5 separate regions of the Homo sapiens genome follow, and all the other regions are linked to region 4. The links are chromatin loops, found by intact Hi-C in ENCODE. Cell type or tissue: endothelial cell of umbilical vein. All regions are shown on one strand.

Region 1 (5,000 bases), 160 kb after region 4:
GGTGGTGCTGCTGCTATGCCATGGCTATTTCTGCTTTAGACAGGACTCTGCTTGCTTCTGGGGAAATCTCTTCGGAGCTTGCCCTGCAGGACAGCAATTATTCTATGCCTGAGAAGATAAGCCAGATAAATCTGCAACCACATCCAACCACACCAAAAGAGCTGCAGGCAGTTTCTACTTGCTTTTAGGAGTGCTTTCTCTCCAATTATTCCAGGTCTTCCTGAGCGCCTCCAGTGTGGCAGCAAGGTATTTATGCCCTCCCTGCCTTTCAAGGAAGAGATGATGGAGGTGTTTAGCATTGGCACCACTGCTGCCCTTCTCTGATGGCTTCTCTCTCCTGAGGGCCACTGTGATTCCCATCAGCCTCTTAAAAGAATAAACACTATCAAGTATTTATTACTATAGCCTCTGAATTCACAAGCCAGGCATGGTCCTCAGCTTTCCACACTTCTAACACTGAGAATGCCTCTCTAATTATTCGTTTAGAGACATTGCCTATTTTGAGCACAGTGGCATCTTTCAGGGAAGAGCCCTAAATGTTTTCCAACCTGATAGATGTCTCAGATGAGGTTAAATATCTCTTAGACTTAGGTTGGATTTTGCATGACCCATGATATAAAGGCAGTCGAGCATAGTGGTTAAGAAAGCGAGCTTTGGTGTTAGGTTGTGGGAGTTTGAAACTCAGCTTTTTTGGTTTTAGTCAGGTAACCTTGAGAAACATGTTTAACCTCACTGTGTCTCATTTTAGTCATTTATAAACCAGAGATGATAACTGCACAGATCTTTCAGGGCTCTACGGAGAATTAGCTGTCATAACGTAGGCTAAATACTAAGTACTTGACACATAGGAAACATTCCACATGGACTAGGTCCCTTCTTCTTGCCCCTGCAGGCTCCCCAGTTCCATTCCTTTTTGCACAGGCTTGCCTATGTTAATTTCCTAGGAACTGGCTTCCTCTTGCCACTCTCTTTCTATGCACTTTGAATGGCTTCCAGCCATTCATAAGCCATCAGTTTAAGAGATACAAAAAGGCTCTCATCTGAGCCCTCAAGACCTTCCACAATATGCCCCCAACCAACCCCTCCAGTTGTATTTTCAGCTATTCCTCCCAAGACCCTCCCTCTGGCCTAGCTGACCTCTCTATTCTCACTAAACCTCTTCACTCAGGCCAAGACTGTATCCTGACTTCTTTCTCCATCTCTTCAAGCCTTACTCACCCTCTAAGTCTCAGTGGAAGACCTCCCCTCCTACAGGAAGTCCTCCCTGACTAGACAGAAATTCTGCGCCATCCACATGGTAATTAGTCACCAGCAGAAGTATCTCTCTGCAGTTTTGCTTTTGCTTGCTTTTGCATGTGATCTTCCCCTCAGTATGAAAGCTCTTTGAAGAAAGGCTCTGTGTTTTCATAATTAAGGCTTGGCATTCAGTAGGTACTCAATAAAGGCTGGCTGGCTAGATGGGTGAAGAAGCATGGGTCTTAGAAGACTCCTATGGGTTGGACAGGGATGACAGTAAATCTCTGAATGCCCCTGGGACTTCTCAGGGACACAGAGGAGGGAGAAGCTATTCTTTACTACCCCTGGGAGTTTGTGTGGAGCTGTGGGAAATGAACCGGCACACTTTCGTTAGCTGAGTGTGTGCTAAAGCCCCCTCCGCCTTTTCCTCAAGGCTCGTCAAAGTGGTCACTTGGTAGCTAGTTCTGCAGTGAAGGATTAAGGTTCAGGGTCAGACCCTGAACTCCAGTGGCAGCTGCAGCTTTTACTAATGATGTGAACTTTACAAGTTCATTAACCTATCAGTGTCTCAGTGTCACTGCCTACCTTTAAAATGGCGATAACCAGGCTAGGCACAATGGCTGACACCTGTAGCCCTAGCTACTCTGGAGGCTGAGGTGGGAGGATTGCTTGAGCCTGGAAGTTTGAGGATGCAGTGACCTATGGTCGCACCACTGCACTCCAGAGTGGGTGACAGAGTAACACTGTTTCAAAAACACAATAAATAAATAAATAAATAAATAAATAAAATAAATAGGGATAACAACTGTTCCTACCTCAACTCGTTGTGAAGATTACATGAGCTAATGCACATGAGCAGTTAGAACACTGCTGCAGTGAACACCAATACATAACCTCTGTATGGATCATTTTGGTCTATAGGTTTGGACAGGATGACATGGAAAGAAAAAGCAGACTCAAACTCCATCGCTATCACTTCTAGATCCGTGATTAGGAACATGTTCTCCTTCTCTGAAGCTTTGTTTACTTGTCTTTACAACAAAGAAAATCATACCCATGATAAAGGATGGGCATGGAAATGAAATACTGTTTATTAAGCATGGATATTACATTAAGTATAATTACATGTTGCCTATTAAGCATGGAGAACAGTGCCCGTCATATATGGGGATCATGGGTATGTTCTTATTCTTTTCCATTTAAGTCTCCCTTTTCTGCCTGGCGGAGTGGCTGGGCTGAGATTGTGGTAACCGTAGGAAAGAGAGGGGAAAATGCAACTTCGTGTAGAGGTTAGTGTGGGTCTGCTGTCACCTGCTGGATTAAGTAGGTAAAGACATTGCCAGGTGCTCTCTGCTGCCACCTTATGGTGAAAGAGGTTTCTAGCAGAAGAGCATATTTGTCTAGTCCTGCTTGTGTTCTGTTCCTCCTCACACCCCTCCAACAATGCGTGCTCTCCCGACCTACCTTCTCTCAAACTCTACCTGGGGAGCACTTACCAAGTGCCAGATATTGTATAGACTGCGATTAAAAGATTAATGAGACAGAGGCTCTGGCACTGACAAGCAGTGCTCACTCTTTAAGGGACCTAAGAAATATGTGGAGAACTTTATTATTTTTTAAAATCACATTTATTCACATACAATTTATTTTCACACAACAAAACGCATGCTCTTTAAATGTACACATTGATAAGTTTTGACAACTGTATATGCACGTGGAACCACCGCCCCAGTCAAAATATTGAACGTTTCTGTTATCCCACAAAGTTTTCTCATGGCGCTTGGTAGTCAATCTTCACCACTTCCTACCTACCCCAGGCAATCCTTGATCTGACTTCTCTTGCTATAGTTTGTTTTGCCCTTTCAAGGACTTTATATAAACGGAAGTGTACAGTATACACTCTTTTGTGTCTAGCTTCTCTAGCACAACAAATTGTTTTTGAAATTTATCCATGCTTTTGTAGGTATCCGCAGTTTGTTTTCTTCTATTGTTAAGTGGTATTTCAGTGAATAAATACATAATTCATTTATCCATCCTCTTGATAGATTTTTTGACTGTTTCCAGATTTATGCTGTGGTGCAAAAAACTGCAGGCACGTTTGTGTATAAGTCTTTGGGTGAACTTTGTGAGTCCTTTGTGTGGTTTTTATTTATCTTGGGCGAATTTCCAGAAGTAAAATTGATGGGTCGCAGGTAGATGCATGTTTAACTGTGTAAGAAACTGACAAACATTTTTCCAAAGTAATTATGCCATTTACGTACCTACTACAAGAATTCCGATTGTCCACATGCTCACCAGAGCTTGCTAGTTTTCTTTGTTTAACTTTTAGCTATTTTAATGTATGAAGTTACATCACATCGTGGTTTGAACTTGCAATTTGTTGATGATTAGCAATGCTGATCATTTTTTCAGGTGCTTATTGATCATCTGTGTGTCTTTTTAGGAAGTGGCTATTAGAGTTATTTTGCCCTCTTTAGTATTGACTTGTAAGAATTCCTTTTATATTTTGAATATAAGTCATTTGTCAGATGTATGTATTTTCTCCATCGTGTGGCATGTCTTTTCAATTTCACATTAGTGTCTTCAAAGGGAAGTTTTCAGTGTTGTTAAGGTCCAATGTAGCAACTTCTTTTTCTTGTCTTTTCTTTTCCCTCCCTCCCTTTCTTTCCTTTCTCTGTCTTTCCCTTTCTCCTTCCTTCCTTCTCCTCCTCTTTTCTTTCTTTCTTTCTTTTTTCTCCTTCCTCCCTCCCTGCCTTCCTTCCTTCCTTCCTTCCTTTCTGTTTCTTCTTTCTTCTTTCTTTCTTTCTCTTTTTCTTTCTTTTTCTTTTTTCTTTCTTTCTTTCTTTTCTCTTTCTTTCTTTTCTTTCTTTTCTCTCTCTCTCTGTTTCTTTCTTTCTTTTTTCTTCTTTCCTCCTTTCCTCTCCTGTCCTCTCCTCTTCTCATTAGTGTTTTTTATGTCTTCTTCAGGAAATATTTGTCTAACTAAGGTTGCAAAGATACTCTCCTGTGTTTTCTTTTAAAAACTTTACATGGTCAAGTGTCACTTAATGACAGGAATACATTCTGAGAAATGGATTGTTAGGCAATTTCATCATTGTTCAAATGTCATAGAGTGTATTTACACAAACCTAGATGGTATAGCCTACTGCTACACCCTCTTGCTCCTAGGCTACAAACCATACAGCGTGTTACTGTGCTGAATACTGTAGGCAGTTATAACACAGCAGAAAGTATTTATGTATATAAACGTATCTAGACATTAAAAAAGTACAGTAAAAATACAATATTATAATTTTATGGGACCATTATGGTATATTCAATGCATGACTGTAATTGTGATTTAAATTTTTACTTAATGATGTACAGTGTAAGGTATGATGTGAGGCTTTTGTTTTGTTTTGTTTTCAAATATATATCCATTGAGCCAGCACCATTTATTGAAAAGACTATCTTTTTTCATTGAATTACCTTCAACAGAGTCAACTGAGCATACATATATGGGTCTATTTCTGAATTCTGTTCTATTTCATTGATATATTTTACTATGTCCATGCCACTTTGTGTCTTGATTTCTGTAATTTTATAGTAACCCCTGAATCAGTTTGAAAGTATCTAACTTTATTCTTCTTTCATAATTATTTTGACTATTGTAGGTCCTTTGCATTTTCAAATGAATTATATAGCTTATCAGTTTCTATAAAAAGATCAGCTGGGATTTTCACTGTATTGCTTTGAACTGGTAAATTGACGGAATTGATATTTAA
Region 2 (5,000 bases), 580 kb after region 4:
TGGGAGAATGCATTGCAAGAGGCCAGATTGGAGGCAGGGAGACCATGCAGGGGAGGTTCCTACAGAAATCTATAAGAGAGCCACCGGTGGCTTGAGCTGGGCCAGAGAAGAAGAAATGGGAGGCACTCAAGTTATATCTACAAGTGGAGTCAAAAGGAATTTCTGACGAACAGGGTGTTATAGGAAGGTAAAGGAAGAATCAAGGATGCCTTATTATGTCTTTAAGGCTGGGTCCATGGAAAGCCCCTTGCTCCTATGTGGGAGACTGGGAAATCAGGAAGGGGAGGTGGGGACAGCAAAGACTGTCAGCGGTGGGGGAAAGGAGCAGTATTCAAGGGCCACCTTCTCCATTTGTCTCACAGCTGACTTCAGATGCTTTAATTCTATGTGGAGCAGGGCTGACTCCTGTGTTCGCTCTGTGTCCTTGAAAGCCTTTCCATCATGGTTTTCATGACTATCATGTCCAAATGCATTACTGTTACTACAACACTGGTGGCAAGGATCCACTTTTGGTGAATGGGCTCGATGGAAGTGACTGTTCACCCTACCTCACCCCTCTATGTCTGCCTCCCAATCCCACCCACTCCATCATCCTGCGCTGTCCCCAGCATCTCTCAAGACCAATGTTAGAGACAATATTGATCTTAGTGTTCCAGAAAGCAATTCCAAGAAATGCACACACAGACACCTGAGCAAAACAAAAAGACACGTAGCCAGCCACTCAGAAATGCTGTGGAGAGGCGTCTCGGGCTCTTTAGCATGGTCCAGTGGCCACAGGGGCAAAGCTTTGGTCATTTCTAACAGGAAAGCAGCAGGCAGTGAAGATTAAGCTGCGTGGCTGTTAGCAAACATTAAACGCGGGCACTTTGGGAAGCAGGGCTGGGAGAAAGGTTTAGGATAAGGGAACCACCCCCATCCCCCTCCACACCAACCCAGTGATGGCGACCCTCTGTATGCCTTGAGTTTCCTTTCAGGATACGATTCATCATCATGCCTCTGCATGCTCATTACCCCCGATCCTCACATGGCCTGAGCCCGGCCCTGTGCCAAGCTGTTCACACACATTAACTTATCACATCCATTTTATGGATGAGAGAACTGAGGCTCAGAGCAGCTAAACAACTTGGCCTGGGTCATATGGCTGATAAAGAGAAGAGCCCAAGAGTCATATCTAGGCTGAGTGACACAAAAGCACTTCACTGTTAAGTCAATGACCACCCTGGCAGACCAGGTCTTGCTCCCTGAAGGGCCCTCCCGCCTTCCCTGCTCAGAGTCCTCCACTGCCTGGGAGCAGAACCTGAGCTGACTCCTGGTACCTGGGTTCTGGGGACAGTGCCCGCCACATAACTGCTGATTCCTGAGAGTTTGCAACTGCCGGATTTTCCCACCTTTGGACTGCACCTACTATTTGAGATTCTAGGGTGTTAAGTAACTCATCCAAGAAATTGACTGGATAGGGATTCAAACTCAGGTCCCTTTGGCTGTAAAACTTGGGTGTTCTTCCAACAACCTATATTATTACACCTGGAGTAGGTGTAGTGTGTGCTTTGCACTGTTTCCCCAAGACAGGGATGGGTTTGCACTGGGCTTTTCTACTTCTTGCTCTTGCTTGTGGGCTAGGGAACACTGTGGCTACAATGGGGTGGGCATTGGTGGTTCAAGATGTTCAGAAGTATGGAGTATATATCCTCAGCCCACTTGTGGTCTGCCACCCAGGGGAGGCAGCATAGCCTGGCAGTTAAGACCATAGCTTCCAGGCCAGGTGTGGTGGCTGACCCCTGTAATCCCAGCACTTTGGGAAGCCAAGGCAGGAGGATCACTTGAGGTCAGGAGTTCAAGACCAGCCTGGGCAACATAGCAAAACCCCGTCTCTACCAAAAATACAAAAATTAGGCAGGCATGGTGGCGGGCACCTGTGTTCCCAGCTACTCAGAAGGCTGAGGAAGGAGAATTGCTTGAGCCTGGGAGGTGGAAGTTGGAGTGAGCTAAGATCATGCCACTGCACTCAAGCCTGGGCAACACAGTGAGACTCTGTCTCAAAAAAAAAAAAAAAAAAAAAGGCTTCTGTAGCCAGACCTGGGTCTAAATGCTACTTCTGTCACCCACTAGGTATGGGACAATGTCCAATTCACTCACTCTCTAGATTTCAATTTCATCATCCATAAAACTATGATAGCAAGAGTCCCTGCCACATAGGGTTGTGCGAAGATTAAATGAGTTGGAATAGTCAGGCATTTGAGTGGTGCTTGGCATGCGGTAAACATCCAGTGAACCTTAGTTGCTGCTGCTGTTGTTTTGCTGTTGTTATTATTATCCCACTAAAACCCCTTTGCGGGATAATCCATCATCCCTCCCCCTCACTTCAGGATATAGAACTTTCTGCATATATTATTTCTCCCACACTTTCCCCACAACCCCCAGCCCAAGGATCCCGGAGAGAAACTAAGTTTCTTAGGTTTGTCTGCCAGGAAAGCTGAAACTTCTGAGAGCACTAGGTTATTCATTCTGAACACGGGACAAAAGCCCTAGCTGGCTTTGTATCTAACTGAACTGATTAAGCTGCACGTTAGCTAGGGATAAAGCTTCTTACAGAATAACTAGACTTTTGCTGAGCCGGGATGATAAATTCATTCTTAATGCATTGATAATAAAACAGAGATTTTTTTTTTCTTGTGTTGAGTTCCCAGGGGCTTGAGCGGTTGAGATAAATCTGTGTTGAACACCGCCATCTGGAGGGCAGCTGAAGAACTGCACCCCAGGCAGAGTTAATCTTTTTTTTAAGGAACAACAGAACTTAACAGAATTCTAAGAGGTTCAAAGCAGACACCCTGGGAAGCCAAATGTGTTTACAAAATGACTGCCAATAGTTACTTATTACCCTGGAATGGCATCCTTCTGATTGCATGGCCGTCCTGCATGGCTTATTCTTCTATTAAAAGTGGTCTGGGCCCCTATGACATATTTGACTCAATGAAACAGATTTTTTGAGCACCTACTATGTGCCAAGCACCACACTAGCACTGTAAGGGATACAGACATGAGTAAGGCCCTGCACTTAAGATGCCAGGAGGGGGATGAGCAAAATAAGGACAAGATGACTTAAACATAGCATAAGTTAGAATACCCTAGGCGCCCTGCCCCTATTGCTACCCAGTAGGGGCCAGCTTGGTGAGATTCAGAGGAAGGGAAGAAGAGAGAGACTAATACTTCATGAGTATCCACTATGCAGTCTAGACATTATCTCACTTAACGTGCATCAATACCCTGTGCGTTTAGTTACTCTTTCCCATCTTATCTTGGAGAGGACGTCGAGGCTCAGAGAGGTTGAGTCACTTGCCCAATGCTACCCAGTAGAGAAGTGAAGAAGTCAGAATTCTGGTCTGATTCTAAAACTCCTTCTATGATATCAGGCCGCCTGTTGAGGGAGGAGAATAAATTTATGGGGAGATAAGCTCTTGAATTATCTCAGTGGTGACAAGTGTTTATCCCCAGGAGGTGAATTTGATTTTCAGAAACAGTCTTTCTGGGCCAAATCATCCAATGGATAATGGGATTTGAGGGTTTTTTTAAAGGTATGAATCCAAGGCACAAAATTGTTTTTTTGCCTATCTGCTGATAAACTAGCTAAAAGGTGTTTCTCAAAGCCTGGTAAGCAAGCAAGGGCAGGGGATGAGGTGTGGCTGGTACAGGCACGACTTTGACAAGGACTGTGTTCTTTTGGATGTATTGGTTCCAGTGTGTTCAGCATCCATATTTTTCTTTTTTACACTCATGCTTCTAGTTTTGAAGCAAGAGCTTTTTTTATAAGTATTCACAGAGGATCTCCAAACTCTTTTCAATTCCCCCTGAGATCTCAGACAGGAGCAACTCACCTCCATTTTAGAAAAGAGGAGATGGGCTTGAGATGAGTGCATCCCCTCACAAGGTAGCTCAGTGAATCAGCAGTGATACCAAGGGGACATTGAGGACACACAGCCTCCTCCTATTTCCCAGCGGAAGGCCCACGAGTAAGGTCATTGATAGTGCTATCCTGAGAAGGGCCACATTGACACACAGCCCATCGTGGAAATAAGGAAATGAGAGTCAGCAGGGCTGAGCTGAGTCAGTGCAGGGCAATGGGAAGTCAAGAGGTAATCACTGAAGGCTTCCTGCAAGAGGTGTCATCAAGGTCCACTTTGAGGAAGGAGAGAAGCACTTGGTGCCACCCCATTGTCTTGTTACGATAATAACCGCACACCTGCTACCTGGGAGGACTTTTAATAACATCACAAAGGACATTATGCATCAGGTAATCTTTTTTCCAGCTTATAATTAACCTGGACATTCATTTTCTAGTCAAAGATAGGAAGCCAGGAAGCATCCCTTCAGTTACCGCACAGCAGGCTGAATTCAGGTGTCCAAATGGCAATTTGTCAAACCTCTCTGTGCACTAGAACCAGGTTCCCACATGACTTTTGCTTGAGCTCAGTCTGCAGCCCAGTTGTTCAAACAGATGTGTCATGGTGGGTTGGTGGGCTGGGAGGGAGGTGGGGACTTTCCTTGGCAGCCTCATTTCCAGGGCTTGTATCACATCAATCATATTAAGCCCCAAAAGAAGTCCCTGCAACTTCACACCAGAATCCCAAGATACTCCTGGCTGCCTTCATCATGACCCATCATGAGGAACCAATTAAATTATTCTGTGATGAAGGCTGGTGATAATAGTTTTGGAAGCCATTATGGCTTATACACATGCTCTTTTTCCCCATTCATTCATTCATTTAACGATTCAGGCAGATAGGATGCAGGCAAAAGCCCAGAGGGGCAGAAGTGCCATTCATTCTGAGAAGCTCAGGGAATTCAGGAATTACAGGATAGAAAATGAATAGGTGGTGAAGATGGTGACCCTAAGGGGATCAGCGGGCGCCAGCTTACATGGGCTGTGGATGCCATGCCCAAGAGGCAGACATTGGCTTGGTGCCAGCTTACATGGGCTGTGGATGCCATGCCCAAGAGGCAGA
Region 3 (5,000 bases), 110 kb after region 4:
ATCCCTTGACATTGGTGTGGGCCCGAATTCGCATCTGGTTCATTGGTTTTCTCCCTGCTTGATGTACACATCATCACCATTTCTACCTCCAGGTATTTGCTCCCACTCTTCCTTCTCCTTTCTTAATGATCCTATAATTTTCCTAGAAAAGCCTTCTTCATTCATAAATAATAAGTTCAGGTCTCATCATCTCTATGAAACTTCAATCTAATCATCTTATCTATGGTGATTAACTCTTTCCTTATTTCCTAATACTGGCAGTGTCTGTATTACTCCAGGTTGGGGTATTAATTGGAGAGGTACAGATTGGGGGGTGGGTAGCCCAGTTAGGGGGCAGTTGCAATATGTTAAGGGAAGAATTGCATGCAGGGGTCAGGGTCTGTGAGAAAAGGAATGGGGGTTGGGCTCTTGCTAAATGGGTGACCAGGGTCATTGGACTCTGGGCTGCTTATGTTGAAGACTGGAAGGGTGGTGCTTTAATGCCTAACTGGCCTGCCATAAAGATTCTTCTACGGAGACTCAGAGGAGACCACCCAGTGGAGAAGACCGGGGCCAATCCACTTTCCCATTCCTTCAAAATGTAAGCCCCACCCTCTGAAATCATGTTCCTTTGTCACCACCAAGCTCATACTCTCAGCTTTGTAATTTCCTTCAAGAAAACACTGGAAGTCAGGTTTTGTACAAAAATATATTTATTTGGTGTAATAGTTACAAAATATTCATTTCCACAATAATATTTTAGCAATGCATTGGAATGTTAAAAAAAATTCTTTGTATTAATGATTCTTGCAAAGACCCTCAAAACATCCCAGGGGTAGAACTGTGGTTCAAGAGGAAAAGCAATTTCCCCAAGTCTCTGTATCTAAAAAACACTAGTACCATGAAAGATAAACTTAAAACATCAATAACTTAAATAAGAATTAACATTACTTAAGGCATAATGTTTCACATCAACAAACAAAATTCATTATAATAAAATAAAACAGGGTGTCTGGGGAAAGCTAGGGGAAAATAAGTTAGCTGCAGATTCTTGGGTTGTGGAGTGAGTGTTCAAGTCTTCGGAGTTTGGGTTTGCTTGTCCAGGTGGTCCATGGAATCCTGAACCCACTTCTGCTTGGGGTCAGCACAGATCTCCTTGGCCACAATGGTCTTGAAGCTGTGGGGAGGGAGGACAGAGTTAGATGAAGTTCCTTTGCAGTTTTGGTCTAGAAGTGCAGCCCATTCTGCACCAAAGGGCTGCCATGGGAGCTAGAGGAGGAACGCAGGTGGAAGGAGGGAACCCAGGGCAAACTGCTCCTATAGGTGTCCAGGTGGAGCCATCCTGACTTCAAGCTAAAGAAATTGGGGTGTTCTGAATAGGCACCCAGGTGGAGAGTGATGTTGGGGTTCACTTTTTCCCTTGGTGCCTCAGTTTTCCCATTGGGAACCTTTGTACATTAAGTTAAATAGTGCACTCTCTGACTCTAGGTTTATGAGGCTTGTCCCTTGCTCCACAAGGAAGAACTTCAGGCCAGGGAAGGTTGGTGTGCTGAACTCACATCACAGCTTCTTTGGGACACTTGCTGCTGGTGATTCTTCTATAGCTCGCGAGCCTCTGCACTGAGATCTTCCTATTGGTGAAGTTATAACAGCAGGTGACTGGGGCATTGATTGCATCTGGAAAATAAACCACAAAGAAAAAGCATTTTAGGATGAACTGGATTATTCTGATCTTAAGAGCAGAAAAGAGTCATGAGGAAAAAGCAAAAGGCAGGCAGGAGAAGACAAAGAGCTCATTAAATCCCAGTGCTTCTGCCTATACCTCAGAGCTAGAATGTGATCTTTGACCCAATGACTCAGTTTCCTATGCTGTAAAATGGGTATATAACATTGATAATGGACAGAGAGAAGGAGGAGCTGTTAAAGCTAGATAATGCCTACAAGTGTCATTAAGACGGACCAATAATCCAGATGATCAGCACCAGGGAAGATCAGCTGGGGAGCCCCACTATGAGCCTCCTTTTAGACTCTGAATAGGCTATGCCTGGTCATGAGTTTCCCTGATACTCATTACCTCTGCAGAGTCACCGTCTCTGGAAGCTAAGGTGAATGAAGCACAGACCAGATTCTGGGTCTCCAGCGTGTCTGGAAACAGCCTACACACCCACCCTCTCTTTGATTACCCTGATCCCCAAACTCTGCTGGAAGCAGCTGGGGGAGTAACTGCGCTGAGTGTGTTCCCAGAGCTGGAATCCTGGAAGGAGCTGGATTTGGGGTTCACAGCTGGAATTCTAGTTCAGGCTCTGCCGAGCAGCAGCTGTGTGGTTGGGCTCACCCCTTGTCCTTTTCTGAGTCACCTTATCTTGGAAAAGTAGCGTTAAAGCAAGACTGTGGGTACCACGTCTGCTTGGATGGTCCATGATAACTCAGAGAGAAGACAATGTGGTTCAAGGAGAAGAAGAGGGGGCCTTACCTGGCTGAGCGAGCCCTTGGGGAATGAAGGTGGCTGCTATGAGCAGCAGGCACAGAAGGGCGGCAGAGACTTTCATGCTGGAGGCGAGAGTGCGAGCTTCAGTTTGAGAATTGGATGTTTCTGGGTTAGTCTCAGCCTCTCGGTTCCTCTGGCTGCTGTCTCTGCCTCTTATTGAAAGCGGGCAGAGGGAGAGAGGGCGGAGTCAAGCAGGAGGAGGGATCTTCCATGAGTGATAAGTGGGCTGTTAAATCTGCTGAGCAAATGCAGCATCCTGTGGATTTCCAGGAAGTAGGAAAGGGAAGCAGGGGGTCAGGACGAGACACTTTTTCCATTCACTGCTGAGACCAAATGAGCAAATGGGGAGGATGGGGTGCCATTAAGCCCAGACTGACCACAGATGTGAACTAAGAGGGTTATTTTTAAGGATTCTGCTTTCTCTGAAGCGAAAACTGCAGAAAAGGAAGGAAGCGAGGAAACTAGATGAAAGCATGTCAGGCTCGCTGCCAGCTTACCTTCAGGCCACATTCCAAGGGGCCTCCCAGCCAGGAAGGAGCTCTCAAGCTTTGGCCGGCTCCCTGACAATGCATTAAATCCATTTGCTCATTCAAATGCAGAATAGTAGCATCATAGAAGCCTAGCAGAACTGTAGGATTGTGTAAACATTGAACTGAATTCTAAGAGTTCTAGGGTTTCAGACTTGGACAAAGGCATAGACAGCATGTAGTGCTGCAGAAGAAATGCCAGTGTCATACTCACAGAGTGCTTACTCTGCCAGGAATATTCTCAGACCTTTACAAATATTAACTCTGTAAATTCCCCAACTTTATCTAGTAGGGATTGCTAATTTTCATGTTATAGATCAGGCAACTGAGGCACAGAAGGGTTAAATAGCCTGCTCAAGGTCCCCTCGAGCACAGAACCCAGGCAGCCCTGTCCCCAGTGGGCTGCCACCTCTCTGACATACTGCTGGAAGGAAACGTGTACAAGTCCTCCAACTAGTTGCCTGCTTGGGTCCTCTCTCTGTCCTCAGCATCTTCCAAATGGGCAGACAGCTAAAGGAGAATCTAGAAACATTCCTCATGGCTAAGTCATTATGAGTTAGGAGGCTGTTGCTAGCATAGCAGGCAGCAGTGGACAAGAAGTTCATCCCTGGTTATGGCAGCTATTCTCCTGGCTTCCTTCTTAATTTCCAAGGGACATGAGTAAGCAGTGGAGGAGTATTTCGGGAATTGGAAAGCCTGACTTCATTCCTCAGTTGTGCCTTAGATTTCCTCAGAAACTACAGAAGCACACTGATAAAAACCCAAAGACCTTAGAATTCATTTCAGTGAACTGTTGTCTCTTACAAATATGATAGGAGTACTTGAGGCATGTTAATGGCTGGGCTGAGTTTAAAATTCTGATCTCTCGATTCTCCTAGCCCACTGCCTCCTCCTTCTGAGCCTTGCGGTGCCCTTGCCCAATGGGCATACAAAGACTAGTGACTTCTTTCATAAAGGGTCACTGAGGCAATGTCTATAAATGCATGGGGTTTCTTGAAAGAAAACACTTTTCACTACACTTGTAAAAAGAAACGGGTTGTATTCAACAAATGACTGTTTTATTTCTAGTAAGTGGTCAGTAATGGCATTGTTGAGTGCATTCAGGGAGTCAGGTATGGTGCTGACATACTTTCCAGCGCTGCCTGCCCAGTCCTCCAACCAACCCAGCTTTCGTTAGGTTAAAACTGAAGTTATTTGTCCAGTAACTCAGACAGAATAGTAGATGTGCTGAGACTCCCACCCAGGATGTTTCCATTCCAGAATCTCTTCTTCCTGGGACTAGACTTGATGTCTCATGATGGATATTGGTTTCCTGGAGAATCCCAGAGCAGAGACTCTATGGAGTGGCCATTTCAGACTCTGGTGGAATTACAAAAAGCAGGATGAAGAGAGAACAAATCAACTCGAGCCCTGCTTTGCTTGTGCCTCTTGAGGAGCCTTATTCTTGTTCTGCCTGAATCTCACTAGTTACTCCTTTTCTCCCCAACCAGTGTTGAAACTTCTCTGTGTTTGTCTCAGTCCTCTGCTCATGCCTCAATCCATTCTTATCCAATGAATAAAATGTTTCCAGGACTAGAGACTGTGCAACTTTGTGTAGGAATTTCTTCCTAGGCCATCTCACCTCATCTTCCAAGAAGTTTTCCTCATATCAGGGGAAACCTCTCTCTAATCAGTTAGTGCATCCTTTACCATGAACTTGGTGGACCGCATTCAATTTCCCTTTATAATCCAGTCATGCTTCGGGTTTTCTCTAGGTTAACAAGCTGAAAGATGCTGAGATCTTTAAATAAGTCTCTCCTGGCTTAGTCATATCAGCATCACTCATAGAATCCCAGAATCAATGGGCTTATAGACATCCTGTGGCATGACCACTTGTTTTTATCTGATAAAGCCACAATCCAGAGAAGGAGACCAATTAGCCCATGGTCACAGAGAAAAACTTCCCAGCTTTGCTGGCTGAGTGTTCACATAGGCTTCTGAGTGTTGGAAGCATGTCTCTACTTCAG
Region 4 (5,000 bases):
CACCTATAGTTCCACCCACTGTGAGGCTGAGGCGGGAGGATCGCTTGAGCCCAGGAGTTTGAGGCTGCAGTGAGTTTGCACCATGGCACTCCAGCCTGGGCAACAGAATGAGACCCTAGAAAAAAAAAAACAAAAAGGAAAAATTCCCTGGCTGAGGCTGGAGGATTGCTTGAGCCCAGGAGTTTGAGGCTGCAGTGAGTGTGTGCCACTGCACTCCAGCCTGGGTGACAGAGTGAGACTCTAGAAAAAAAAAAACAAAAAGGGAAAATTCCCCTGGCAGGACTCTCAGATGCTGCTGAGTAGCTCTCAGTCCTCTCTGTAACCCAAACATAACACATCTATCTCTGTGCTTACACTGGGTGGCTTTCACTTGTTTATCTGTGAATTGAAGAGAAGTTGCTTGAGGTCAGGCAGTGCTCCTCATTGGTAACTGCCTTCTCTGGGGCTAACCAAGGACCTAGAACAGAATAAGCTATTGAAAATTGTTGAGGATTAAAAAAATAGAAAAAATAGAAATGGCAAATATCTAGGCCAGTCACTGGACATAGAGAATGTTATTTAATTCTTATCGCACGTCCTTGAGACATGTATTGCTATTTGCATTTTGTGTGAATATGAATTTGGGTAAGTTTATGTAATCCCTCCTCTGCAGAACTGGGATTCAAATGCAGGTGTATCTCTGTTCAGGTCCAGACTCTTCTGCCCTGAAGCAGTAGTACTTGGATGGAATGACGTAGGGTTGGACAAGCCACACAGAGGCCACTTCCTCTCACTTACTTTTCTTTGCTTCCCACTCAACCAGGACAGTTCCCACGCACTTTTTCAAGATTCTTATCTGCTCCCACACTTAGGGAAGTTCCCAATGCAACCTATCAATCCATCACCACCACGAATACCAGCCAGGAGAGGTGGGGAAAGGAGTTTACCACATGGTCGCTGGGTGTGAGCAACTGTTCCCTGTCCCTATGGCTTCCCACTTGTGGCTCCCACCATGGCCTGGAGTTTTGGGTGGAGTTTTTCAAATAAAAGCCCTCAGCATTGCAGGACGGCACAGTGGTGAGCTCTTAGCTTCACCAGGCTCATCAAAGCTGCTCCAGGAAGGCCCAAGCCAGACCAGAAGACATGCAGATCATCACCACAGCCCTGGTGTGCTTGCTGCTAGCTGGGATGTGGCCGGAAGATGTGGACAGCAAGAGCAGTGAGTGTGGCAGGCATCATTTTGCTTCTCTCTGGGGAGGGCAGAAACGTGGTCAGCCACTCTGGGGTTGGAGCAGGCTTCTCCTTGAACTCACCAACTCTATCTCCCCTCTTCCTACCTAAAGAGGAGGAATGGTGAACTTGGACAGGCTGGGGTGAGGGCTAGTAGGAGAACCATGAGTTGGGGCAAACACAGAGAACTGAACTGACAGCTTCAGTACAAGGAGGCTCTGCTTCATCCAGACCCAAGGAAGGGAACCTGTGAGGTTACTCGGGTAAAGCTGGGAGGCCTAAGGTCCAGGGGACAGCCTGGGTGTAGCTTCTACAGTGTGACAGACACCAAGTAGAGTCAGAAGGCAAGACCGGGCTCTAACAATTGGTCACTCTTGGGCAAGTCACTTTAGCTCTCAAACTCTACTTTCTCTATCAGTGAAATGGAGTTGATGATGTCTGCCCTCCAAGACTGTTTGGAGAATACCAACCTAGTAAGAGGCATGAAAGGGGGTGCAAACAGAAAAACTAGGAGGAAGAAGCTGGGATTGGAATGCAGGTCTCTTGCGGGATGTGGTGTGGGAGGAGAATGCACAAATGGACAGAGTGGGGGTTGGGGGCTGGGAAAGAGCTAAGGACCAGGGCAGGAGGGGATTCAAGAGACTGAGTAGGGCAGCTAGCTAGTTCCTGGGAGCTCTTCCCTTGTCATCTCATCAGTTTGGACTCCTCGAACAATTCCTAATCTTCCCCAGATCAGGTCTGTGAACTGTGGACCACTGTGTCCTGCATCAGACTAACCAGGTCCCCAGGGTGTGGGGTCCAGAGCCCTTGGACATGAATACTGGGGCAGAACCATGCACATGTGGTGAAATACCAAAACTGGATGAGCCTTTAGAAACCAGGCTCCAAAAAGTTTTATTTTACAGATGGGAAGTCTGGGGCCAGGGTGAAGGCACATCTTCCTCAGGGCCACTCAGCTGGGGTGCGGGGAGCTCAGATCTGAACCCCAATCTTCTGACTCTTTACCTAGCCCCAGAACAAGGTGGCTGATGAGGCAGAGCTATGCCGGCACCGTCTGGATGTGGTCCCCAAGCCAGGGCTTGTCCTGGGAGGCGTTTTTTTGTTTGTTTTTTAAAAATTGTGCTACAGGTGAGAGGTTGAGAAATGGATGCAAACCATCGTCTGTGTTCCTCTTCTAGTGCAGGTACCCTTCTCCAGATGTTGCTTCTCATTTGCGGAGCAAGAGATTCCCCTGAGGGCAATCCTGTGTTACAGAAATACCAGCTCCATCTGCTCCAATGAGGGCTTAATGTAAGTGATCACCTGCTCAATCTCTCCCTAGAGAACAGAACCCCGCCAGCCTGGAATTACAAGAGTAGACACTAGATGACAGTATTTTACCAGAATAAGGTTTCTAAACCCAGAGCTGCCAGCACCTGGGTGCAAGCCACACTTGGGCGCTAGAGGGAGCGCTGAGCTTCCTAGCAGGTGTGAGGAAGGATGCATCTGTGCTCCTGCAGTGGCTTGTGTTTCCTGAAACTCCAAGGTGCCAAGTATTGTATCCCAGCATTATGAGCTCAGAGGTTTAACAAAAGCATGAGGGGTTATTGTGCACTGGAAAGAGCAAGGGAACCAGGATGAGTTCCTGCCCCTGGATTTGGAACCCATAGTCTTGGGTGACCGTGGACAGGTAACTCCTTTGTACTGAATTGTCTGTGTATCCTTCTGTATTCCTTATCTGTGAAGGGTCATAAACATAGCTGTATCACAGGGTCTTTACAAACTTAATTGGAGTAGCTTTCACAAACCAGTCAGTATTTTAAGGCTTTTTCATGTATATTCTCTCTGTCGATCCTCTTGGGGCACATATTTTTGTTATCATGAAAAGTGAGGTTCAGGAAGGTAGAGATATTTGTCTAAGATCAACCAGAGAGTAAGAGATAGAGTTGGTCTATAGATTGGACAATAGTCCAGTTTAGGAAGTAGACAGATCAGAAGAGAAAAATACACACACCCACACACACACAAGGCGCGCGCACACACACACACACAAACACATGAGTCCAACGCAACAAGTAAGGCCCCAGATGGACACAGAAACATTAAAGTTGGTGCAAAGAGCTATTCCAGGATGGGAATTTCTCATCTCACCTAATCGTCAGAATGTTTTCAGGCTGTTCAGCCCCACCCTGATACACCAAATTGAAACCAGGAGAGGGGTCCAGGAAATTCAATTCATAAGCTCCTGGTGCTTTGGCTGTTCCCCAGCGTGCAAACCACACATCCTGTGCAGCAACTTCATTTACAGAGGGGAGCCCAAGGCCTAGCAAGAGCAGTTTAGGGGACCTGGCAGCCGGAGGAGGCGGGGCTTGTGCGTTGCCCACCCAGTGGTGGCTTGGGTGGCTCAGCCTTCTCTCTTATTCTCTGTTCACAGATTCAAGCTGAAGAGAGGCAAAGAGGCCTGCGCCTTGGACACAGTTGGATGGGTTCAGAGGCACAGAAAAATGCTGAGGCACTGCCCGTCAAAAAGAAAATGAGCAGATTTCTTTCCATTGTGGGCTCTGGAAACCACATGGCTTCACCTGTCCCCGAAACTACCAGCCCTACACCATTCCTTCTGCCCTGCTTTTGCTAGGTCACAGAGGATCTGCTTGGTCTTGATAAGCTATGTTGTTGCACTTTAAACATTTAAATTATACAATCATCAACCCCCAACCCTCTGGGTCTCTTGGATTTCAGAGTGAAAACTTGATTGGCATTGAGAGGTGGGAGCCAGGGGCTGAAGGATGGGTCAGGAGGAGGGAGACATGTTGCACCTGGTGCCAGGGGAACTGGGCTAATAAGTGACTCACTAGCTCTCAGTGACTGCCTTTGTCCTGGGGTGTAAGCTTTGAGTCAGGGTGGTGGTGCAGATTCTCTGCCTCCAGATTTGGCTGCCAGGAGTGGTACAGTGGAACAGAAAGCTGGGGTTCACAGCTGGATCCACATTTGGGTGCAGGACTCTTCTTCTCCCTGCCCTGCCCAGAGGGCTTGGGGGGTGATGTTATCACCAAATCACAACTGCCCTAGCTGGAGGGGATCATGTGAGGTTGTCTGCCTGTAAAATGTTGCTAAACCCATTTTATAGATGAGGTGACTGAGGGCTAAAGAGAGATGCAGCAATTCAGGGGCAGATCTGGCATTAGAGCCTAGAGCTGTTGCCTCCTAGGACAACTCCTCCAGGTGTCCCACATTGCCAAGTGTACTGCCTGATGCAGTGTGGTACCAGATCTGGGGGACAGGCCCTGCTGTTGTCAGCAGTGCCCATCTCTTCTTGAGGAAGATCTCAGTGGGTGTCCAGGCATGGGTAGGTTCTGGGTCTGATTGAGATGCCCACCCAGCTTATCTGGAGGAGTGAGGCTGTCTTGGGAAGAGCAGGATAAACCCTTGGTGGACATATAGGAAGAGGAGGGCCAACGCTTTAAAAGGGACAATCACAAGCTTCAATTTGTACAACGTGTGATTCAAGGAAGAATAGCCAAGGAAGGAAGTATTTCTAGGTCTTGGGGTTGGCACGCCTTTAAAGATCACTTTTAGAGGGCAAAGGTCTCATGCTGTGTTTCCCTCATTCCCCATTCAACATGTCACACATCTGGCCCAGTCTTCTTAATCTGCCTCCTCTTCTCCACCCCCATGACTGCCCTTCTTCAGCCCCTATTTTCTCTTGCTTGGACTATTGCAGTAGGCTGTTTTCCGCCCTCCCTTCTCAACTCCATCTTATCCACAGCCAATAGCTAGTCTTCCTGGCATCCATTCTTCCCTCTGGATGACTC
Region 5 (5,000 bases), 130 kb after region 4:
CCTATGGGTACATGGCAACCTTGGAACTGCGATTTGAAAGGAAATTAAGGAACTCTGTGTCCCAAACACCTTGTCTACCAGCCAGTCCCAGGGCCTGGAATTCTCACTACTGTGGCATGCCTTTCAGCTAAAGCATATTCTCAATTTTGGTATTCTACCTTTGAGATTTTTGACAAGTCTTTGCAACACTGTTCACTTATATACTTAGTGGTTTTATGTAAAATGACTCATTTTTTTCTTAAATAAATTCATTTTAAAAAGAAATGTATAACTGTTACAAATTTGGAAGCAGTATTGCCTGCCATAGATACAATCAAAACAAACTTGTTTTTTGACTCAAACTTGATGCAGCTGCCTGCCTGGTGTACTGAGTACTGAGCTTATAAGCTTACTCTCTCACTGAAGAGAGAGAGACAGACAGACAGAGAGACAGATTGGCGAGTATAAGCACTAAGGTTTTCTTCTTGATGGAATCAGAAAGATTAAAAGATAATTGAAACGTGAATGCCTTCTCTGCTAGTGATTCATTGCTGCCTAATGTTCTGGTCTGGGATAACAATGGATTAGAGTATCCTGCCTTATATATTTATTGACATGGGGTATTTAGCAGAGTGATTGTCCCCTATTAGCACACCATGGGGATTAATGGAGCTGATGCCCTGGCAAAAAGACCTTCTGAAGACACACACATTCTGCTGAGGGCAGCTGGAGTAGTGCAGAAGACTTGGGCCTTGCCAGGCTGAGCAACCATGGCAGAGTTGGGGTATAGTGGGTTGATGGCATGGTGTGCTTGGCGTGCCAAGGTTGTGATAAGCAGTAATGAGGAAGTCCCAAGAGAAATGTGGCTCGGTCTTGTCCTGCCCAGCTGTGGCTCTTGGCAGAACTTGGGGGATGGGGAATGTGGGGCTTGACTGCTGTCCCCTAGAAGAACGTTGAGTAAGAGAAGCCTCTTTGGAGGCCCTCTGTGTGGCTGTATAGAGATCTTCACGTTAACGTGGGGAAAGGCCCTGGGGCTGGAGTAATTCCTTTTACTGGGACAGGACAGCCCCTATTTGCTGGCTATTTCACAAAACAGAAGGGAATCTTCTCAGAAAAACCACATGAATGTGCTGCTGGTGGGCAGAGGAGTTGATGAAAGGGCAGTTGGTGCAGCAAGCAGAGTAAGACCCAGGGTTAGGGTATGAGGGAGAATGGCACACACTGATGGGGACCCACCTGCCAGGCACAGAGGCAGGGGTGTCGCAGGCCTTAGCTGCTTCACAACTCAGGGTTCAGTCATTACTAGTCAGCAGGCAAGCAAATGAAGGCCCAGAGAGGCTAAGCCTTGATGAAGACTGCACAGCTGGAGAGCTGGAGAGATGTCAAGCCTGGGGGGCGGTCCTGGACCTTCCCACTCCAAGTTGGGGGTGTAGACCAGCCTGGTTGCCCACATGGCCTGGCCATCCCTCTGAAGAATATATGGATTGTGGGGATGGTGAGGCTGCTTCCTCCAACAAGGTATGAGCTCGCAGTTAGTCCCTGTACCCCTGACTTCCTGCTCTGCACTCGATCTGTGAAATCTGAGTCCACAGCTCTGTGAAGTCACTCATTTCTGCTCTTTTAGGGGTACAGAAACAAAGGCTGCAGAAGTGATGCCCTCACACTGAGGGCAGTTTGACCTCCCTCTTATTCTAGCAAGTGCCAAGCTCCACTGGAGTACCCGGGAAGAATTCGTTTATCTCTCTGGGTGGGGAGAATCCCTGGGACTTCCCAAATGACTGCAGGCCTGGCTGGGAGGATGAAGGATGTAGCTGGCAGGCCTTCCTATGGCTGCTGGATAGCTCCAGAGCTGGGTTGGAAAGAGGCCACAGTGTGACCTGCTTTCAGGGCTCAGAGGTCAGGCCTGTAAACAGGCTTTGTCTTGCCTTGTAGGGACAATCAACATAGCTGGGACTTTCCCATTTTCAGGGCCTGGGAGGAAATTACTGACTTTATCTTGAAGGCTCAGAGCATACAGGGAATCTGGCCATGTGAAAATGTGGAAAAGGGAGCAGGTGGGAGGGGCATTCCCAGAGTCCTCAGAGTTTGGCGGTGAATTTCCAGCTCCAGTTTCATCAGGAATTAGTGAAGAGAAGGGCCCTCGGGACACTTCAGCCCCTGCCCTGGACTAATATCTTCCTTCCTTCCCCCTGCCTCTGTTCCTCTTGTCTGATTCCCAGGTCAGCTTTAGCTGAGCAAAACCCTTCCAGGCCTGCTTTCCAGAACATCTTCCCCTAGCCAGTCTTGATGCAGAGAGGCTGCAGGAACACCCTGTCTGGGTGTCTATCTCTGCATTCAGCTGTGCTTTCAGTTAATTATAGCAGTGGCATCATACTAGTGCCTCATTTATTGGGCTCCTACTGTGTGCACAGCCCTGTGTTACGTGCTTTAAATACAGCATCTCATCTAAGCCTCAGTGTTACCCTGAAAAGAGTACATTACTGCCTGATTTTTCAAGGTCAAAGAGATGGCTGCTTTGGAGAATGTAGAGGTTGTCTGGGATAAGACTTGGCCCTGTGGTCAGATGTCTCCACAGGCGTGAGTAGGCCTTTTTCAAAGGACTTGTGTGAGAGAATTTGTCCTGGTTTCTACTTCCCAGGGACTAAGGGTGGGAATGGTAGGCGCTCTAGGGTGTGAATATCTGTGTACCTCTGCTGAGACAAGCCCCTCCCCTATAGATACCCTTGTGGGTAGAGTGCTGGGTGCTGGGGCCAACCATGGCCAGGTATGGTGAGGGAGGCTGGATGGGCCCCTTCTTCCCATCCTAATGCCGGGAAGAAGCCAGTCCTGCTGTGTGTGAGTGCCTGCATGTGTCTGAAGCTCTCTGTCTGGTTAAAAGTTTCAATGAGCAACCTCTAGAACCTGATTTCCAGGGTCTGAGCCCCAGCTCTGTCACTTATGATATTATATACTCTGGTCAATTTACTTAGCCTTGTAGTTCCTCTGTTTCAACATTTGTAAAATGAGAATAGTCATAGTCCCTATCTCCTAGCATTGTTGTGAGGATCAGTAAGTTAAATAAATACTTGTTAAGCCCTTAGACTGGCCCCCAGGGTAATCCACAAATGTTAATTGTTATTGTTGTCATCAGTCTCCATCAGTCATCTGGCTCCATGGGTGTGTGTCTGTGGGAGAAATGAGTATGCAGATATGTCTGGCACTGCTGTTTCCACACTTTATATCCTCGGCTTGGCTTTATCGCCCCCTACAAAGACCTAGCCAAGGGCATGTTTCTGAGAAATGACCTGAGAAGACAGAGACGGACTGCAGTGGCCCCTATAACCCTCCCAGGGGGCCACCCTCCCTGTGTTTTATCTCCTTCCAGTGGCAGCACCCAGTGCCCAACATGCAGGAGCTGGATCCCAGAGGTATTTGATTACAGAAACAGAGAAAGGTCTTTTACTAATGATAGGGCCACAAGAATGTTAACACCAGCTACCTTACTTCATAGAGGAGGAAGCAGACTCTCAGTGTGTGTGTGTGTGTGTGTGTGTGTGTGTGCGCGCGCGTGTGCGCGCAAGACAGAGAGCGGGAGTGTGGCGGTATGGGGAAGGAAAGTCACATGTTTAGTAAGTTGCAAAGGGGACATTATACCTGCACCTGCTAGGACTTGCCACAGTGGTGGGTCTGGGTATCCTGGGTGACACTCTGCTCAAAACTGTTACTGAGTATGAGGTGGCTGAATCTGACTGGGAAGCAGAGGGAGGGAGTAGGAAGCTAGGGGCCTGGGACATAGGAACAAATTCACATCCATCTCTTGGGAGCCAGAAGTCCCTGGACAAGTCCAGAGGGGAGGGCACTTCTCCAGCCAGAACAGACCCTGGGTTGGATCACTGGAAGGACTCTGTTTCAGAAGAGGGAGAAAGATACAGTTCGGGGGTAGTGTTCAGAGAGACTGTCAGCACCAATCTCACTCAGGGGTCTTTAACCACTGGACTGGTTCTTCCTGCATGCTGCACAGACACAGTCAATGCACAGAAACCAGAACATTGCAGCAAAGAAGGTGTTTAATTGATGCGAGGCCGACCACACCACGCTGGAGACAGAGTTATTACTCAAATCAATCTCCTTGAAGGCTTGGAGGCTAGGAGTTTTCCTTCTTTTCTGCTCTTCCTTCCTTCCTTTCTTCCTTCCTTCCTTCCTTCCTCTCTCTCTTTCTTTCTTTCTTTCTTTCTCTCTCTCTTTCTTTCTTTCTTTCCTTTCCTTCCTTCCTTCTTTCTTTCTTCTTTCTTTCTTTCTTTCTTTCTTTCTTTCTTTCTTTCTTTCTTTCTTTCTTTCTTTCTTTCATTATTTTTTTTTTACAGGGTCTCATTCTGTCACCCACTCTGGAGAGCAGTGGCGCAATCACAACTCACTGCCTCCTCAACCTCTGCAGGCTCAGATGGTTCTCCCACCTCAGCCTCCCAAGTAGCTGAGACTACAGGCATGCAACACTATGCCAGGCTAATTTTTGTATTTTTTGTAGAGACAGGGTTTTGCCATGCTCCCCAGGCTGGTCTTGAACTCCTGAGCTCACACGATTGGCCCACCTTGACCTCCCAAAGTTCTGGGATTGCAGGTGTGAGCCATCGCGACCAGCAAGGGTCTTTTCAAAGATAGTCTGGTGGGCAGGGGGCTAGCGTATGGGGAGTACTAATTGCTTGAGTCACAGATAAAATTACAGGAGCAATTGGTGGGTCTAGGTGGAGCCATTGGCCATCCAAAAAATCTGAAAAGACATCTCAAAAGGCCAATCTTAGGTTCTACAATGGTGATGTTATCTGCAGGAGTTACTGGGGCAGTTGCATATCCTGTGACTTCTGCAATAATGGCTGGCAATCATTTATGTCTACACTTTAGCAGAATTCAGACTCCTCTATCCTCCTAGCCTGGTGGTCTCTCATTAACTTTACAAAGTAGCTGAGATGTGGGGAAGGCCTATTATCACTTAAACTATAAATTAAATGTCTCCCAAATTTAGCTCAACGTAAGCCCAGGAATAA

The links. Peaks named below come from ENCODE experiments on the same cell type or tissue, not always from the same donor. Only the 100,000 strongest peaks of a DNase experiment are listed, where the experiment ranks them.
Region 1: a loop joins it to region 4, with 18 times the contacts of the local background. A loop is called at or near these places in 105 of 110 quality-filtered maps.
Region 2: it touches region 4 in a loop (20-fold over the local background); 15 of 110 quality-filtered maps call a loop at or near these places.
Region 3: a loop joins it to region 4, with 9 times the contacts of the local background. A loop is called at or near these places in 8 of 110 quality-filtered maps.
Region 5: it touches region 4 in a loop (5-fold over the local background); 3 of 110 quality-filtered maps call a loop at or near these places.

What each region holds. Positions count from the first base shown.
Region 1 is chr17:34,197,689-34,202,688 of GRCh38, reverse strand. No RefSeq gene overlaps it. Among named protein-coding and RNA genes, the nearest start is that of LINC01989, 17 kb to the right of the region's middle. In endothelial cell of umbilical vein, a CTCF peak has its summit at 2,574 (motif pointing left); a DNase peak (open chromatin) is centred at 2,558; H3K27me3 peaks cover 368 bases.
Region 2 is chr17:33,777,027-33,782,026 of GRCh38, reverse strand. It overlaps a transcript of ASIC2 not described here. Among named protein-coding and RNA genes, the nearest start is that of ASIC2-AS1, 220 kb to the right of the region's middle. In endothelial cell of umbilical vein, a CTCF peak has its summit at 2,725 (motif pointing left); a DNase peak (open chromatin) is centred at 2,716.
Region 3 is chr17:34,252,878-34,257,877 of GRCh38, reverse strand. CCL2 (C-C motif chemokine ligand 2) reads right to left here and starts at 2,593. Exons shown (of 3, transcript NM_002982.4): 1 at 2,453-2,593; 2 at 1,539-1,656; 3 at 675-1,156. The coding sequence starts at 2,528. The coding sequence ends at 1,051. RefSeq lists enhancers at 1,922-2,896, 2,897-3,871, 4,815-5,000. In endothelial cell of umbilical vein, no CTCF peak of the experiment used is centred here; DNase peaks (open chromatin) are centred at 147, 427, 2,887 and 3,597; H3K4me3 peaks cover 1,762 bases; H3K27ac peaks cover 4,067 bases.
Region 4 is chr17:34,359,284-34,364,283 of GRCh38, reverse strand. CCL1 (C-C motif chemokine ligand 1) reads left to right here and starts at 1,051. Exons shown (of 3, transcript NM_002981.2): 1 at 1,051-1,198; 2 at 2,388-2,499; 3 at 3,623-3,956. The coding sequence starts at 1,123. The coding sequence ends at 3,725. In endothelial cell of umbilical vein, a CTCF peak has its summit at 2,615 (motif pointing right); a DNase peak (open chromatin) is centred at 2,643.
Region 5 is chr17:34,232,527-34,237,526 of GRCh38, reverse strand. No RefSeq gene overlaps it. Among named protein-coding and RNA genes, the nearest start is that of CCL2, 20 kb to the left of the region's middle. In endothelial cell of umbilical vein, no CTCF peak of the experiment used is centred here; a DNase peak (open chromatin) is centred at 1,916; H3K27ac peaks cover 2,360 bases.